Linked DNA regions of Homo sapiens: region 1 is linked to region 2. A link is an interaction called in ENCODE POLR2A ChIA-PET data of the cell type or tissue named here. Cell type or tissue: A673. All regions are shown on one strand. Region 1 overlaps NFE2L1 (NFE2 like bZIP transcription factor 1). Region 2 holds the start of HOXB-AS2 (HOXB cluster antisense RNA 2).

Region 1 (8,000 bases), 490 kb before region 2:
TCCTCCTCATCCCCCGCACGATGGCCGACCAGCAGGCCCGGCGGCAGGAGAGGAAGCCAAAGGACCGGAGAAAGTGAGCCTGGGGAAGAAGGGGGTTTGAAGCCCACCAAGACCGAAACTGGAGAAGGGCTGGACCTGGACCTGGACCTGGACCTACAGCGGGGACTTAAATGCCTTCTTATCCAATATATCTTCTCAGATGGGATGACTGCGGGTCAGTGTACAGGAAGAGGCAGGCACTGGCTGGCTCAGCTCCACTCGGGTGGAGTGGAAGTGGCCAGACCATTTAGACGGACAGGGTCCTCACCCTACCCCTTTCCTGTGAGGCAGGGGTGGTGGTGGAGTTGCTGGAGGTAGAGGAGCTATGTGGAGCAAAGGCCGACAGAGGGGAAGGAATGGACCTGTGAGAGGAAGGGAAGGTGGCAGAAAGTCTCATTTCAGGAAGGAGGGATAGAAGGAAGGAAGGAAGGAACCCCCCCCCCCCCGAAAAAAAAATCAAAGCGGGAAGAAAATCAGAGGGAAGGTTAAGGTTGGCTCTGGCCAGGATTCCAGGCAGCAGGTTGGAGTGACTGGTGGGCCTAGATCACTGGTGTGATAAACCCCAATTTTCACCCCGGGGGGGGTGGGGTACACAGACACAGGGTGGGGGTGGGGAGGGACGGTGTTAACTCTTTCTGCTCCTTGCATTTTGACATCCCTGAAGGGGAGCTCTTGGATATCATTGGCCATGTTTCAATCGAATGGAGCCACTGGGCCCCAACACTGGCTTTGAGATTTAGAGTCAAAGGGTAGAGTGAACAGGAAAGGGTCACGTGGTCCCATGTTGCAACAGCCCCAACATCACGCATGTCATTCACTGCCTTGCCACTCCATCTCCCTCCGTGCTCCAGCCACCCCTGAGCTGAGGCTCCCATTGTCTCCATCAGAGCCTGCATGTGTATGCCGTCCTCCCCTGGTCCGGTGTTTGTGTTCCCCACCCCTCACAGACTGCCTGAGCTCTTCTGTAAGCTGGGGTAGGGTGATGGCAGTGCTCCGGGAACTGGGCCTGCAGCCTTCCTCTTCTGGGACTGCTGTGAGGCAGAGGAATGATGGAGAATCTAGTGTAGCAGCCTCCAGGCAGGATTCAGCACAACACTGGGGAGTCACCCTTCCCTCGGGCCTCTGCCTACCAACAACTGGGCTTATCACTGGGAAAACACAAAAAATTACACAACCCAGCAACAACAAAAGAACTAGTCCTCTTAGAATTTCTTGCGCTTTGATTTTTTTAGGGCTTGTGCCCTGTTTCACTTATAGGGTCTAGAATGCTTGTGTTGAGTAAAAAGGAGATGCCCAATATTCAAAGCTGCTAAATGTTCTCTTTGCCATAAAGACTCCGTGTAACTGTGTGAACACTTGGGATTTTTCTCCTCTGTCCCGAGGTCGTCGTCTGCTTTCTTTTTTGGGTTTCTTTCTAGAAGATTGAGAAGTGCATATGACAGGCTGAGAGCACCTCCCCAAACACACAAGCTCTCAGCCACAGGCAGCTTCTCCACAGCCCCAGCTTCGCACAGGCTCCTGGAGGGCTGCCTGGGGGAGGCAGACATGGGAGTGCCAAGGTGGCCAGATGGTTCCAGGACTACAATGTCTTTATTTTTAACTGTTTGCCACTGCTGCCCTCACCCCTGCCCGGCTCTGGAGTACCGTCTGCCCCAGACAAGTGGGAGTGAAATGGGGGTGGGGGGAAGCACTGATTCCCAGTTAGGGGGTGCCTAACTGAGCAGTAGGGATAGAAGGTGTGAACCTGGGAGTGCTTTTATAAATTATTTTCCTTGTAGATTTTATTTTTAATTTATCTCTGTGACCTGCCAGGGAGAGGGGAGAGAGAGAGAGATGCTGTTGAGCACATGACAAAATAAAATAAAATGGATGATTCATTCTTAAGTGCACTTTTTCCCCACTTTGAATTTAAATTGAGAATAAAGGAAATGGACTCATTGTAGGGAGGACTGGCCATTGCGTGGCTAAGGCAGAGCTCACATGGGAAGATGGGTGGAGAACTGGGGAGGTTGACAGTGGGGAACTTCAAAAGGCAAGTCTTAAATATTGTATTAAACCTTGGGGGCAGGCATTAGACACCATGTACTTCATAGGGTTAGCCAGCTCAATCCTCTCAGGAAGGATTCGGAGTTTTTTTATTCTCATACAGCTAGGATAGGTGGAGGTGTCATTTAACCCAGCTCTTTACCTGTCCACCTGCTACAAACTACATTTTTAAACTCAACTGTGCTGTTATTTTTCTATTGGCCTCACCTGCCAAAGGGGTGCAGAGAATTGGAGTGTAGTTATGATGTTGAAAACCTGAGAAATCCATGGCAGCGACTAACATGTGACAAGCACTACTGTGTTAAGCAGGAGCAGGGCCACTAAAGAGAAGCAGGAGGCCAAGGTTTAGGACACTGGGAAACCTCCCCAGCTGAGGGGGCTAGAATCTGCTTTCCCTCAAACTGCTCAACTACCCGCCCTGTGAAGAGCTGTAATGTGTGAAGGTCTCTGGGATGCTGGAACTTCCACATGCCCATGTTAGGGCAGGTGTTTAGTAGATGCTGGAAGAATGAACACTCACTCAGCAGTCTTTTTATTGGCAGGGTCTTGCTTTGTCTCCCAGGCTGGAGTGCAGTGACGTGATCTCGGCTCACTGCAACTGCCACTGGGCTCAAGCCATCTTCCCACCTCCGCCTCCTGAATAGCTGGGACTACAGGCGCACGCCACCACGCCTAGGTAATTTTTGTAGAGACAAGCTTTCGCTATATTGCCCAGGCTGGTCTCAAACTCCTGGCATCAAGTGATCCGCCTGCCTCAGCCTCCCAAAGTGCTGGGATTATAGGCGTGAGCCATTGCACCTGGCTTCTGTGAGATTATTGGGCAGGGTTTAGGAGTGGAAGCTATGATCCTCTTAATGGAAGCTGTGATCTCAAACTCCTGGATACCACCCTGTAACCTGGTTCAGCTCAGTCCTTTAGTGATACTACTTCAGTAATGTTTACAATTCAGTAGAATTGTAAGAATAATGATGGTTTCTTATGTTTCAGTTTATAAGAGCCTCTCCACAACTCCCCAGTCTCCAGTTGGAAAGGTTTGGTCATATCAAACAAGAACTCTTTCCTAATTCAGAATTGACTAAAGTCTGTAAGCCAGATAAAACCAAGATACGTAAAGGGGTGAAAAAACCAAGACTAAAAATTAGTTTGAGGCCTGGTGCGGTGGCTCACGCCTATAATCCCAGCACTTTGGGAGGCCGAGGCAGATGGATCACCTGAGGTCAGGAGTTCAAACACGAGCCTAACCAACATGGTAAAACCGTCTCTACTAAAAATACAAAAACTAGGCGGGTGTGGTGGCGGGCGCCTGTAATCCCAGCTACTCAGAGACTGAGGCAGGAGAATCGCTTGAACCCGGGAGGCAGAGGTTTCAGTGAGCCAAGAGCGCGCCATTGCACTCCAGCCTGGACAACAAGAGCAAAACTTCCATCTCAAAAAAAAAAAAGGTTTCAAAAACACATACCAATACTTTAAGAAATACAAATTATATATAGAAGGGTAAACTGTGAGAAGTAAAATTAAGTTTTAATATTCTTGTACCCTTCCTAGAAATGTATGTACAGTCATGTGTTAACGGCCAACATATATTCTGAGAAATGCCTCATTAGACAATTTTGTCATAGTGTACTTACACAAACTTAAATGGTAGTGCCTACTACACACCTAGCCTATGTGCCATATAGCCTATTGCTCCTAGGCTACAAACCTGTACAGCATGTTGCCATACTGAATACTATAGGCAGCTGAAGTACAGTGATAAGTACTTGTGTATCTAAACCTAGAAAAGGCACAATATAGGCTGGGTGCAGTAGCTCAACGCCTGTACTCGCAACAAGACTGTGCAACTGCACTCCAGCCTGGGTGAAAGAGTGAGACCCTGTCTCAAAAAAAAAAAAAATACAGTATAAATAGGGTATTATAATCTTATCAGACCATAATCATATACATGATCTGTCACTCATGAAATATGCAGCACATGACTGTATATGTATTTTTGTTCAGTAATTACACTGTAACTTTTACCTTATTTTGCAACTTTTTTTTAACTTAAAAGACTTAAGAGATTTGAAAAATTCTTCTTAATCCCATTGCTAGTGTTGTCCCTGGTCTGAGTAAGAATATTTTTGTTGGCCAGGCATGGTGGCTCACGCCTGTAATCCTGGCACTTTGGGAGGCTGAGGCAGGTGGATCACGAGGTCAGGAGTTCAAGACCAGGAGTTCGAGACCAGCCTGACCAACATGGTGAAACCCCATCTCTACTAAAAATACAAAAATTAGCCGGGCATGGTGGCACGTGCCTGTAATCCTAGCTACTCAGGAGGCTGAGGCAGGAGAATGGCTTGAACCCGGGAGGCGGAGGTTGCAGTGAGCCAAGATCATGCCATTGCACTCCAGCCTGTGTGACAAAGCGAGACTCTGTCTCAAAAAAAAAGGAGTATTTTTGTTAGCAGCCCCTCCCCCTTAGAGATATGTACAGTTTTGTCTAGGATCGTGCTGATTAGCTGGGGCATGGGGCCAAGTTGGTCAGCACTGCTGTGGGGCTGACCTCTTTCTGCTGGCAGGTAGAGTGGGTGTTCCAGCCTCTTTCTGGCAGGAAGATAGGAGGACTGAAGTAAGGCCTGTGGAAGGGCTGCTACCACTAGCCATCTACCTAAGGCAGGAAGTGAGAAGATGTCCTAAGCCGAACAGGACTTAGGCTTAACAAAGGACCAAACTCTTCAGGGTGACTGACTTGGGTGGGTGTGGGAAAGCTTACTTTGTCTTGACTTCAGCAGTTGCAGGCTTCATTCAAACTGATTTTTTTCTCACATCTTACTCATGTTAAGGAGATGGAAATAGGCCCATATTTTCAACCTCTGCCCTGCATAGATCTCACCAATGAAGGTGGGGCTGTTTCAGTATCAATAAAAATAGCATAGTGAACTATAGAGGGAAAATCGTGATCTAGAGACATGCTTCAGTGTCATCAAGACTGGCCTCCATAGCTGACATTTCCCCACCTTTACTGGGGAAAGCTGAGTAATAATTAGTCCAACAGTCTGGTGAACAGGGAGGTACTTTTCATAGAGCCCTGTCAAGCTGGCCTCATCCCTGCTTTTATAACCCCCAGCTAAACCAAACCTTGCTGCCCCTCTTCACGTTTGCTTGGTAAACAGTTCCTTGTGGAAAAAAACAACATCCCCACTATCCTCAAGTCCGCCACCTACCTCATCCTGTAGGCACTGACCAAGAGCAACAACTTTAGAAGCTCACGCTAAATATAGTTTAGGGCACACCATGGTGAACAGGTGGACAGCAAGAAGCCTGTTTCCATATTGGTGTACCATATGTATACAAACACAGGTACTAGATTGGTGTCTGCTTCTGAGTCATTTTCCCAGCCAAGTATAGAAATTTTGTAGCAAAACCCATGTGCTTCATGATCATGAGTAGTTAAGCCTTGTTTTTCTATCAAAGATCCCCGTTAAGTGAAAGGGACCCACAAACCTTCAACTTGTCATTTTGTCAATATACCAAAAATAACCTTTCTTTTTACCTTTACTGTATTACACAGAAGTCAATCATCTTCCTTGCCTCCCGCTCTGAACTTTGGAGTGGAGAATGAGCCATTTGGGGACTATGGGGAAACTTACCACTATGTGTGAAACTTTACAAGTTCTAGTCCTTGTTCTGTTCAGTTCGTGTCTGCCTGAATTAGCCGAGAAACAGAATTTAGTACACGTATTGTCTCTGGAGTAGTGTGAGAATCTGGTACCTTGCAGAAGAGGGCTGTTTTCAAAAATTAGCTGGATAGAAGTCTTTGTCTTCCCTTTTGAATACACCATACCAACAAAGGTCTTAAAGCTGTTTTTTTTTTTTTTTGAGACGGAGTCTTGCCCTGTCACCCAGGCTGGAGTGTAGTGGCGCAATCTTGGCTCACTGCAAGCTCCGCCTTCTGGGTTCACGCCATTCTCCTGCCTCAGCCTGCCAAGTAGCTGGGACTACAGGCGCCCGCCACTGCGCCCAGCTAATTTTTTTGTATTTTTAGTAGAGATGGGGTTTCACCATGTTAGCCAGGATGGTCTTGATCTCCTGACCTCATGATCCGCCCGCCTTGGCCTCCCAAAGTGATGGGATTACAGGCGTGAGCCATCGCGCCCAGCCTGCTGTTTTGGTTTTTTTTTTGGAGACAGGATCTAGCTTTGTCACCCACGCTGGAGTGCAGTGGCGCGATCTTGGCTCACTGTAATACTGCCTCTAGGCTCAAGCTATTCTCCCACCTCAGCCTCCTGGTAGCTGGCATACAGGCGTGCATCACCATGCCCGGCTAATTTTTGTATTTTGGGTTTCGCCATGTTGTCCAGTCTGGTCTTGAACTCCTGAGTTCAAGCGATCTGTCCGCCTCAGCCTCCAAAGTGCTGGGATTACAGGTGTGAGCCACTGCGCCCAGTCCTAAAGCTGCTTCTTTTCCAGCCTAACTTAAACTGCAGAATGGAGATAGGTTGCACAGTATTTTTTACTTAATTCTAGATGCTCTTCAACTAAGGAAACAAAAAATCTAGTTCACCTGGGGAGAGGTGGAGAATAGACCAAGGAGTTGGCATTCTGCCTTTTGTGTCAAACACAAGTGTAACTGGGGTAATAACAGTTGACTTGAACTTTCCAATTCTCAATTAGGGGCTGAAGCAGTAATTGAAATGGGCTAGTGTCCCAAAGCCAGGCGTCAAAGTTGCCCAGCCTGACCCTAACTATGCAAATAGCAAAAAGGGCAGGCTTGGTCAAAGTCAACTAGGATTTAAAAATCCATTTGGGGTAAACAGTGGCTTTGGTACTATCACAAACCACCATACAAACCAACAAGGTCACAAGGCAGACCCAATTGTGCTGCTGGTATATTGTAAAACAGGTTATTTAATACAACCAAAAACTACAGAAGCTGAATTGTCAGCACCTATTCTAAACTTGATATTTAGCCTTCCCTCACTTTTGCCACTTCATTAGCCTAAGAAAAAAAAAACAAAACAAAAAGCCTTTAAAAGGCACTGCTCTGCTTGCCCCCACAAAGGAGGGCCAACTGTGCTTTTCATCCCAGCAGGATGGTTTTATTTCACATTTCATTTGTTTTCAACATTCAGTAGTTTATTCAACAGTCAACAGGAAACTTACAAGGCCAAGGTCAATTAAGTCATCCATAAGAGAAACAAGTAACTTTAAACTTCACACACTAGATAGGAAAGCAGTAACTTTTGGGGAAAAAACCTCAGTGCTGGACATCGTCAAAACAAGGTGATGTGCAGATCCACAGATTGACAAGTTGTCTTGGGATCTTAAGCTCTCCTCTATCAAACTCCTGTAATCCCACACCAAAACACTAGGATGCCTCTCCCTGATCATTGTTTCCTAGTGCTGAAAGCCAAGACTCCTTTATTAAGTTGAACGCTAATACTGAGCCTGGACTTAGTTCAGTTCTATCAGCTTTAAATTATAAATAAGAACATATCTTCATCAGAAGACCCAACTTGCACATTAATCCAAGCTATCATTTTCCCTTTTACTATGAGAAATAATTGCTTTATAATGCAGATTCCCAATGCCACAGTCCATAAAGATGTGCCAAGCACACAGACAAACCCCAAATGGCGCAAGTTTAACATCAAATTGAGCCAAGTCTATGGCCACCACAGAATTGAGAGTTCTGGAATATAAGGTCATATCTGAAAACAGGTATTTAAAAATTTAATTAGGCAAGGTGCAGTGGCTTACACCTGTAATTCTAACACTTTGGGAGGCAGAGACAGGAGGACTGCTTGAGCCCAGGAGTTCGAGACCAGCCTGGGCAACACAGTGAGACCCCATCTCTACTAAGTTAAAAAAAAAAAAAAGAAAAAAAGAATTAGCTGGGCATTATGGCACACACCTGTAGTCCCAGCTCAGGAGGC
Region 2 (8,000 bases):
GGCCCGCCCCCATTACTGCTGTTGCTAGTGGCACTGGTAGGTGCGGCACTGGGCGGGGGTGAGCCAGGCGGGGCCGACAGGGGCTCGGGGGCCAGACCCGGCCTCATGCAGCTGCCGTTGAGCTCCTTGCTCTTGGCATGTGGGGCAGCGTTGCCCAGGGACTGCAGCGAGCAAGCTGAGCGCTGGTAGTCGCCCTCCAGGTGCGTGGCGGCCTGAAATGGGGGTTGGGGGGGGACATCGAAGCCGAAGCCATTGCTGCCAGGGTACGAGGAATAGCCTCCGAAGAGAGCAGCCGCGGCGTTGTCGTAGTAGGTGGCTTTCTGCATCGCTGGGTGAGGCCTGGGCAGTGGGTGGCAACTTGGAAAGGCCTGATACCCTCAGGACCGGACATTGGCAACCCTGGGGGTCACGTGACACGCCGGACCCCCCCCCCCCACCTCCCCTCTCTGCCCCCCTCCTCCGGGGTCTGTTCCAAGCGGCTGACCTGCGAGGCGAGAGAAGAGACACAAGGGGGAGAAGAGGACTGGGGCTCGAATCCATCTTAGGAACTGAAAAGGGAACTGACATCAATAGGGTTTTTTCTTTTCCCCTCCCCAACATCTCCAAAGCAGATGCTGAGAAAAAAAAGCCCACCAGTTTTCATTTCCACTAAAAAATAAAAAAATAAATAAAGACTATATGCCTTTCAAGACTGCCTAGATGTAGAATCTATGGCAAAGGCCATTGCTTCTCTCCTGCCTGTGCACTAGCCCCTGACCTCCCCTAGTCCCTCTCTCCCTATCTCTCCTCCCCAACTCTGGGATAGGATGGCTCAAGGGAGGGGACACTAGGAGACTCCAAAATAAAAGCATCATCAACACCCTCCTCTGAGCCCAGAGGCTTCTATGCTTCCAGCCTTTGCCTCCTTCCAAGTCGGTTTAGGTCTCTTGCCCAAGCAAAGTCTAGCCTGAAGGAAAACCAAAGGATCTCCTAAAAGAACAGGCAGGAGAAGCAAGTTCAGCAGAGAAGCTTCTCTTGTGAGGTATCCTCTCCACTTCCCACCACTCTCCCACCAGGAAGACAACAACAGCCTGACCTAGAAACTTCCTGATGATTTTTAACCTCAAGAGCCAGCTGAACCGAGACTCATCTGTCCATGGCCCTGCTGCAGGTACCACCACCTCCAGCCCTTGTCTTTGCTCAGCCAAACCTGGGATCGGGCAGCCAGTGGCCCTGTGGGGCCCCCACATGGAGCAGGATTGTTTCAATTTCCTGGGCCACGCCAGTTGGTGCTGTGACCATTTGGCCCAGGTCTCTCCCCGGACCTCTTTTTTTTTTTTTCATGAGACTTAATTTTTCCCACCCTTTCCTTCACCGTCTGTTTTCTTTGATTTCCCCCAAAGCAAATAAGAAACAAGAAGTTACAACTGCTAGACTTTTCTACTGAGACGGGGAAAGTGCTTTCCAAAAGAGAAAATTATTCCTGAGGAAAAAAAAATTAACAAAGCAATTTTAACAATATTATTCTCTAGGTTAGAAACAGAGGTATTCCTGTTGACTGAGGTTCCCTGAGGCAAAAAAAAAAAATCACTATTTTAATACAGCCTTTTAAAAGTGTGCCAGAAAAATAAAGATTCAAACTAACATAGGATTTTGTGTATTTGTTCTGAAACTTCTGACTGCATTTTTTTCCCTCCATCTCTCCCAACTCTTCACCATCACTTTTCATAAAACCTCCATACTGCCATGTGTGTTTGGAAAACTTTAATCTCATTCAGCCTAGCTGTTCAACTCCAAAGAAAACTAAACATAGGAAAATAAAATAAAAGGAGTGCAGGTGAAGAAAAGTCCCTCCCTCACATAAATCCCCTTCTTCATGGCACAGATTTATACTCAAAAGGGAATCAGTGTAACCCTGAGTTCCGATTGGTTTCTGGAAATACACATGGGTCTGCAAAGCAGCAGGTCCTTCCAGGGAGAACCAGAGTTCAATTGACCAGGCTGACCCAATCCCTTTATTATTATTACCATTAGCCTCTGCTGATTTAACCAAAATTAGCTTCCAAGCAGCCCTGGCTGAAGGGGGAATTAATTAACAGGCATTAGTTGTGGTTGTTATTAATAGAGAAGAGAATGAAATAAAAACGTTGGAGGGGGTTGGCTGGCTAGGCCCTGGCTTTATTTAGTCTGATTGTTACAGCAATAATAATGATGACGATGATGATGATAGTAATAATAATAAAACAATAATTTAACTAGATGCCTGGGGCCGAAATTCCTGCCGCTCCCCTTGCAATAAACCCCAAACCATCGCGGGACGGAGGCCAGGCGAGTGTGGAAAGCGAAGGAGCCAGAGACGCGATAGGAAAGAATGGAGACTCCGCCGGTGGTGCAGACAGGGCTGGGAAGGTTTGTGCACCCGGGTAGTCCCTGGCTGCTGCTGCCAGGCTGCCTCAGCCGGTCGCTGCTGCCGCGGCGACTGGCGACAAGCTACCAGCCACCTACGATGGCCCAAGGAGGCGAAGAAGAGCAAGCGATCAGGACACCAAAACGGTTATCGGAGGCAGGTTCCCAGCACACCAGCCGGCCGAGGGCCGAGCCCCGCGGGCGGCAGCAAGTTTTGGGAGCTGGAGGTAACCGAATTAAAAGGCGCCTTAGAAACTCCGCTTCGGGACTTTGCTCAGCAGGGCTCCGGGTTGGAGGGCGCCGAGGCCTGGCGGACGGGACAGTGGGAAGAGAGAAAGGTGCTAAGGGGACCCAAGATCTGGGATCCAGAACAAGAGGGGGTGGGGAACAACTCTACCAAGCCAAACAGATCTATTTCCCTTGCCTCCATGTTGGAAAAATTCAGGTTCCATATGGCTCCTCGGGAGGGAGGGAGGGAGACGGTGGCTGCCGGCTTCCCCCCAGGGTCTCGCTGGAGAAGGGAGATGAGCCCCCCGCAAGAACCCCACCTTGCCAAGCACACCCCAGGGAGAGCCAGGAGAGTAACAATAGCTGGGGAAGCCCCGAGAGAGGGGATAGGCCATCTTCCAGGACTTAAAAAAATTAATGGGAGAAAGAAAAATAACAAGAAAGGAAGACAGAGAAAGGTTGAGACTTTCTTAGCAGCCGCGGAGAAAATTCAGCCCTGGATCTGGCTGCTGAAAGAAAAGAGAGAGAGGAGAAAAGAGGAGAGAAGCAGGAAGAGAGAGGGGAGAGAGAGAGGGAGAGAGAGAGAGAGAGAGAGAGAGAGAGGGAGGGAGGGAGGGAGGGAGGGAGGGAGAGAGAGAGTCGCTGCGTGGAAGGAAGCTTAAAGCTTGTGAACTCTTCTTGAACCGAGATTGGAGTCATATGGGCCATAAATCATTGAGACATACTCTCCGCCATTCACAAACTGATAGCCTATTTCAGTCCAGCTTACCTTAGCCACCGACGAGGGGAGAACAGGCAGACATAATATATATTCACATCGAGCCCCAGAGCGAGCGGCAGGCGACAAATCTCCCCTCCTTGAAGGCAAAGGAAAAAAAGACCACTGTTTAAAGCTGCGTCGCCCCCCGCCCCCCCGCCCCCGCCCCGCAAAGCCACCCCGGCTGGGGAGCCCGAGGGGCAGACCGGCCAGAGGAGCCGCGCGGCGTCCGCTTCAATTCACTCGGCTTAGGAGCAGGGGTGCGCAGGAGGGAGGGGGTGGGGGAGCGGGAAAAAAAATAGAAGACCGAAAGGTGCCGGGCGGCTCAGCTCGCCAGAATCCAGCTCCGGGCTCCAGCAGGGCTAAGCCGCCACAGTGTGGTTGCCCTATAAGACTGGTACGCCCTACTCTCCGTAACAATGGCCTCTGCTTTTGCACAGGGAAAAAAAACCACACAGACACACACACACACTCACTCACACACAAGCTCACACCCCCCCACCTCTCCCCCTTTAGCAAGCTTAGATGCCTGATAAGGAGGGAAGGTGATGGTGGTGATGGGGAAGGGGGGAAATTTTAAAATACCCGCCTCCCCAAAAAAAGAGTAAGAAGAAAAGAAGGAGGGTTTTTTTTTTTTCCTTAAAGAACAGGTAAAAATTTAAATCTAGATTGGAGGGACAGGGAGGAAGAGGTGAGCAAAGGCAAGGAAGGGCGGTGAAGTTCACAGCTCCCCCCATACCCCACTAGTGAACTATTATGCTAATATGAGAAGTAGTATTTGGAGGCTGAGTCAAAGGCAGGCCTGGCCCGGGGGTGAGGGTGCCGGGTGCCCCTCTGCACTCATTCGCAATTGGAACACCAGGACTTTTTTAGAAAGTAGTTCTGGGTCTCCAACCCTCACACTCTGGCTCCCTCCTTCTGAGTCTCCAGCCCCGGCTTCTTCCCTCCACTACACCCTCTCTATTCCTCCCAAATCTCCCTCCAGTCTCCAGGCCCAGTCTCTAACCAAGGGAGAGGGAAAGACCAGAACTTAAAAAAAAAAAAAAAAAAAAAACACCCCTCCCCCTTTTTCTTTTTGAGAACAGACAACAAGCGGTGAGTGATGATTTTAAAAACTCTGAACATCTTGCAGGGGGAGGAGGGTTGAGAAAAGGGTGACAAAAGGAGGACTCTGTGTTTTAGTTTGAGCTCCAGACTGGCTGGCAGTAGACGGGCTGAAAGAACTTCATGGATAAGTTTCTGTTATGATTCTCACCTCCGAATAGGCAGAAGGGGCTAAGAGGTGATAAGGACATTTGTACTTCTAAGAAGAGAAGAACTAGCAGGGTCGCTTAATTTTAAATGCACTGGCAGAAGAGATGGAAGATGGTTATTATTATTATTCAGAACAACCCTGTTTGTTTCTCTCTGCCCTGCAAGATTTATGACTCTTGGCACAAGTGAGGAAGGCCACAAAAGCTAAAGTTTTCTTAGGGTGTGTTTGAGCAGGGCAGGAAAAGGCAAGGAGGAGGCCTGTAGGAGGAAGACAGGAGCCAAAAATGTAGGTGTCTGCAGATTTGGGACAGGGGGTGGGGAATAGTCATTCCGGGAGGAAGGAAAAGACAAAAAGAGCACCAGGACATTTCCCAAAGCAGGAGTGTTTGCAACTCTGCCTAACTGCTGACTCGGAGCTAGGGGATGAAATAGAAAGCTGACTCTTTTCTCTAAAGGCAGCTTGGAAAACTGGTCCTCTTAACTTCATGTAAGGCACTACCCTGTGATTTCCTGGTTAGAATACTTGGCTTTTGCCTTCTCCCATCTGGATGCACCAGAAGAGGGAACGGGACTGGGGACAACAAAGGTGAGAGTTGATTTCCAGCTTTTGTGTTCCCTCCAGCATAGGTTGGAGGTGTCTGGCAAAGCTTCCCTCATTCCCTCTCTCTCCCCACTCACAGGCTCTACTTTGGGATGAGATAGGGAGTGGCCCCTGGCCTCCAGCCCCTACTTCTTCCAGGCAAGGCTAAGTCAGGCCAGGTGATTTGGAGCAGCCGGTTTCCAGGGGCCCTGATAAACTGGGGGTACCTATGGCCTTCCTGCCCTCCAGCAACAGAAGCCACTTGCAGAGCCTCAGAATGTAATGTCCTGAGGACCCCACCTCCCACCTAGAAAGTTGACAGCTGGGGGGAAGCACGGGTTGGGGGACATGGGGATGGAGGGTGGGAGCTATTTTTCTGTGTTTATTAGCTATTATTCTGTGTTTATTAGTATTTTTCTGTGTTTATTAGTAGTATCAAGAAAATAAAACATCCAAGTCAGACCTAGACTTGGGGCTCAAGCCAGCCTGGAACCCCAAAGAGACCTGTTAGGGGTGCCTGAGCATGTGGCTGCAAAAAGTCTGTCCTGAGATCTCTACACTCTGGTTAGAGACCTACAGGGTCAGACCCCATGTAACTTTGAGCTTGGTGGGTCAGGGACTCAGGCCAGGGAGGCTTCCAGAGGCTTAAAGAAACCAGTACCTTTGGGGTTTTTTTTTCTATCACTCCCCCAAATAAAAAAAAAGCCAAGAATGTACCTCAAAACCTCTGCTGTCCTAGCTGTTACTATCATTGGGTTAGAGAAGGTCATTGTAAAACTGAGAGAAGAGGAGAACCTGATCGCTTTTGGGACTGCGCAGCTTTGCCTCTAGGAATAACACGAGAGTCCAGAAGGCACCCAGGCAGCCTCGGGCCGGCTGCAGGAGAAGCGGGCCTGGAGCTGAGCTGGGAGTGGAGGAGTGTTCCAGAGACAACAGCAGACCCCTCCCTTCCCCAAGCCTCCTCAACTCTTTGTGGTCCCTCGGGCTACAGAAGGCAGTGGGGCATAGTGGGGTGGGAGTGAAAAAGAGGACCGAGAAGCAAGAAAATGAACCTGGAGAAAATCTCAGAGGACATATACCCCCAAATGCGGTAGGAGATGGAGTGGGGGCTTCTTAATTCTGGAGTACAGAGCCCATTTGGAATACTTGGGAGGCAATTAGATCCCAGTTTAGTTTCTGTCTTGCCTTTTTTCTTCCATTCTCAGAGGTCTCTGGCGAGCAGGCGGGCTGCCCTCTGATTAGGGCTGGGAGGCTGGAGGACGGAGGGTGGAACAGGCACCCCTAAGGGCCCCTGTTTGGACTGAGGTGTTGCTGCTAGCCAGGGGATTTTCAAACTTCAGGGGATAAAGGCTGGTAGTGAGGAGTTTGAGCAGGGAACTTGGGGTGGGGGACGCCAGAGCAGGCTGAGGGAAGACTTTGGGGTCTGGGAAAAGAGAAGCAGGAGAAGGGCTTATCATCCCTGAGAGTGAAGCCATGATTTCGGAACAGACTGGAGATACAGAAGAGGGAACAATTTCTTCTTGGATTTGGGAGGGAAACCTGGAAAACTGTGTGTGTGTGCCCATGTGTGTAGGGTGTGTGTGTGTGTGAGAGAGAGAGAGAGAGAAAGGAGGAGAAAGAGAAATTGAAAAAGAGGAAAATTGAGTAAGAGACAGAGACACTAGCATAAACTAATGAAGTAAAAAAATAATAAGGGTAAAGATTAGAGAAAATGCCCTTCTTCACAGACATCTTTTCCTCTTCCATTCCGTTTCTTCAGAGCCAGAGCACTCGCTCTGGCACTTCTCTCCCCCACCCCACTGGGTACCCAGTATCAGGCGACGGGAGCACTTTAAACCCTCTGGAACAATCAAGGGCTACCCGCCCTTCTAGACCTCGGCGGCGGGATCGTGCCTGTTTCTCTCCTCCCCCAAAAATGCATCAACTAGCAAACAAAAATTCTCTCAATAAGGGCATACTGGTTGGCTCTTTTAAAACCAATTTCTGATCTCAGACTTGGGGCAGTCAAGGATCCTGCCCCTGGCTCAATCCACACAAAATTTGCCTGGCCCAAAGGCTAGCTTGGGAGCTAGGACCTGTAAGCCTGGGGCGAGATGTTTGGCGATGTGTTTCTTCCTGGCCCTGTCTGGGTTCCCAGTCCCACACTGTTTTCCAGCTTCACTGCCCAACTTTGTAGCCCTAGAAAAGTGGTGTAAAGGTCACACACTCACCCGAATCTCCATTTTCCCCTAAGTATTAACGAAGATTTCAAAGCTGGGAGTTGTAAAGTGGGAATTGCTAATGAAGAAGGCTCTTGGCATTTGGATCCCCATCTCCAGCTCTCCAATAAGCCAGAGCAGGAGGGAACAAAGGGGCACCCGGAAGGGAGAAGAGGAGACTCGCATAGACACTGCTCAGCAATAGTGGGGATCAAAAGAAGAAAAAGGTCGCTGCAGTGGAAGAAGAAAAATCCAAGCTGTACTTTTTCCCCACCCCACGTGTGGGGGCGCTGCCCTCTCCCCAGCTGAGCCTGTGAAGGGGTGGCAGGACAAAAAGGGCAGCCACAAGGGTCTGCGAAGTCCACTCGATGACCACGGAGGCCGCCTGAACATGCTAATGAGGGGATGGCGGTGCTGCCAGCGAGTTGGGAGCCTCAGGCAGGTGGGCTCCTTGGTGGTGATAGATCCCAATCTGAATCAGGGCTCCCGCCTCACCTAGAAGCTCAGCCTTAGCCTGGCAAACCCCACCCCCAGCAAGTGTTGAGACAAAGGTGGGCAGAGCAGAGAAGGCAGAGGAAGGGAGGCTGCAAATCCTGGG

The links. Peaks named below come from ENCODE experiments on the same cell type or tissue, not always from the same donor. Only the 100,000 strongest peaks of a DNase experiment are listed, where the experiment ranks them.
Region 1: POLR2A ChIA-PET joins it to region 2 with 5 read pairs; 2 of 35 experiments call an interaction of 5 or more read pairs at or near these places.

What each region holds. Positions count from the first base shown.
Region 1 is chr17:48,059,565-48,067,564 of GRCh38, forward strand. It overlaps NFE2L1 (NFE2 like bZIP transcription factor 1), which reads left to right. Exons shown (of 6, transcript NM_003204.3): 6 at 1-1,981. The coding sequence ends at 77. Among named protein-coding and RNA genes, the nearest start is that of NFE2L1, 15 kb to the left of the region's middle. In A673, no CTCF peak of the experiment used is centred here; no DNase peak of the experiment used is centred here; H3K27ac peaks cover 1,713 bases.
Region 2 is chr17:48,552,149-48,560,148 of GRCh38, forward strand. HOXB3 (homeobox B3) reads right to left here. Exons shown (of 5, transcript NM_001384749.1): 3 at 3,383-3,470; 4 at 1-484. The coding sequence starts at 326. HOXB-AS2 (HOXB cluster antisense RNA 2) reads left to right here and starts at 4,009. Exons shown (of 2, transcript NR_046610.1): 1 at 4,009-5,210; 2 at 7,438-8,000. RefSeq lists an enhancer at 1-667. In A673, no CTCF peak of the experiment used is centred here; DNase peaks (open chromatin) are centred at 2,827, 3,303, 3,723 and 4,823; H3K4me3 peaks cover 1,949 bases; H3K27ac peaks cover 2,921 bases.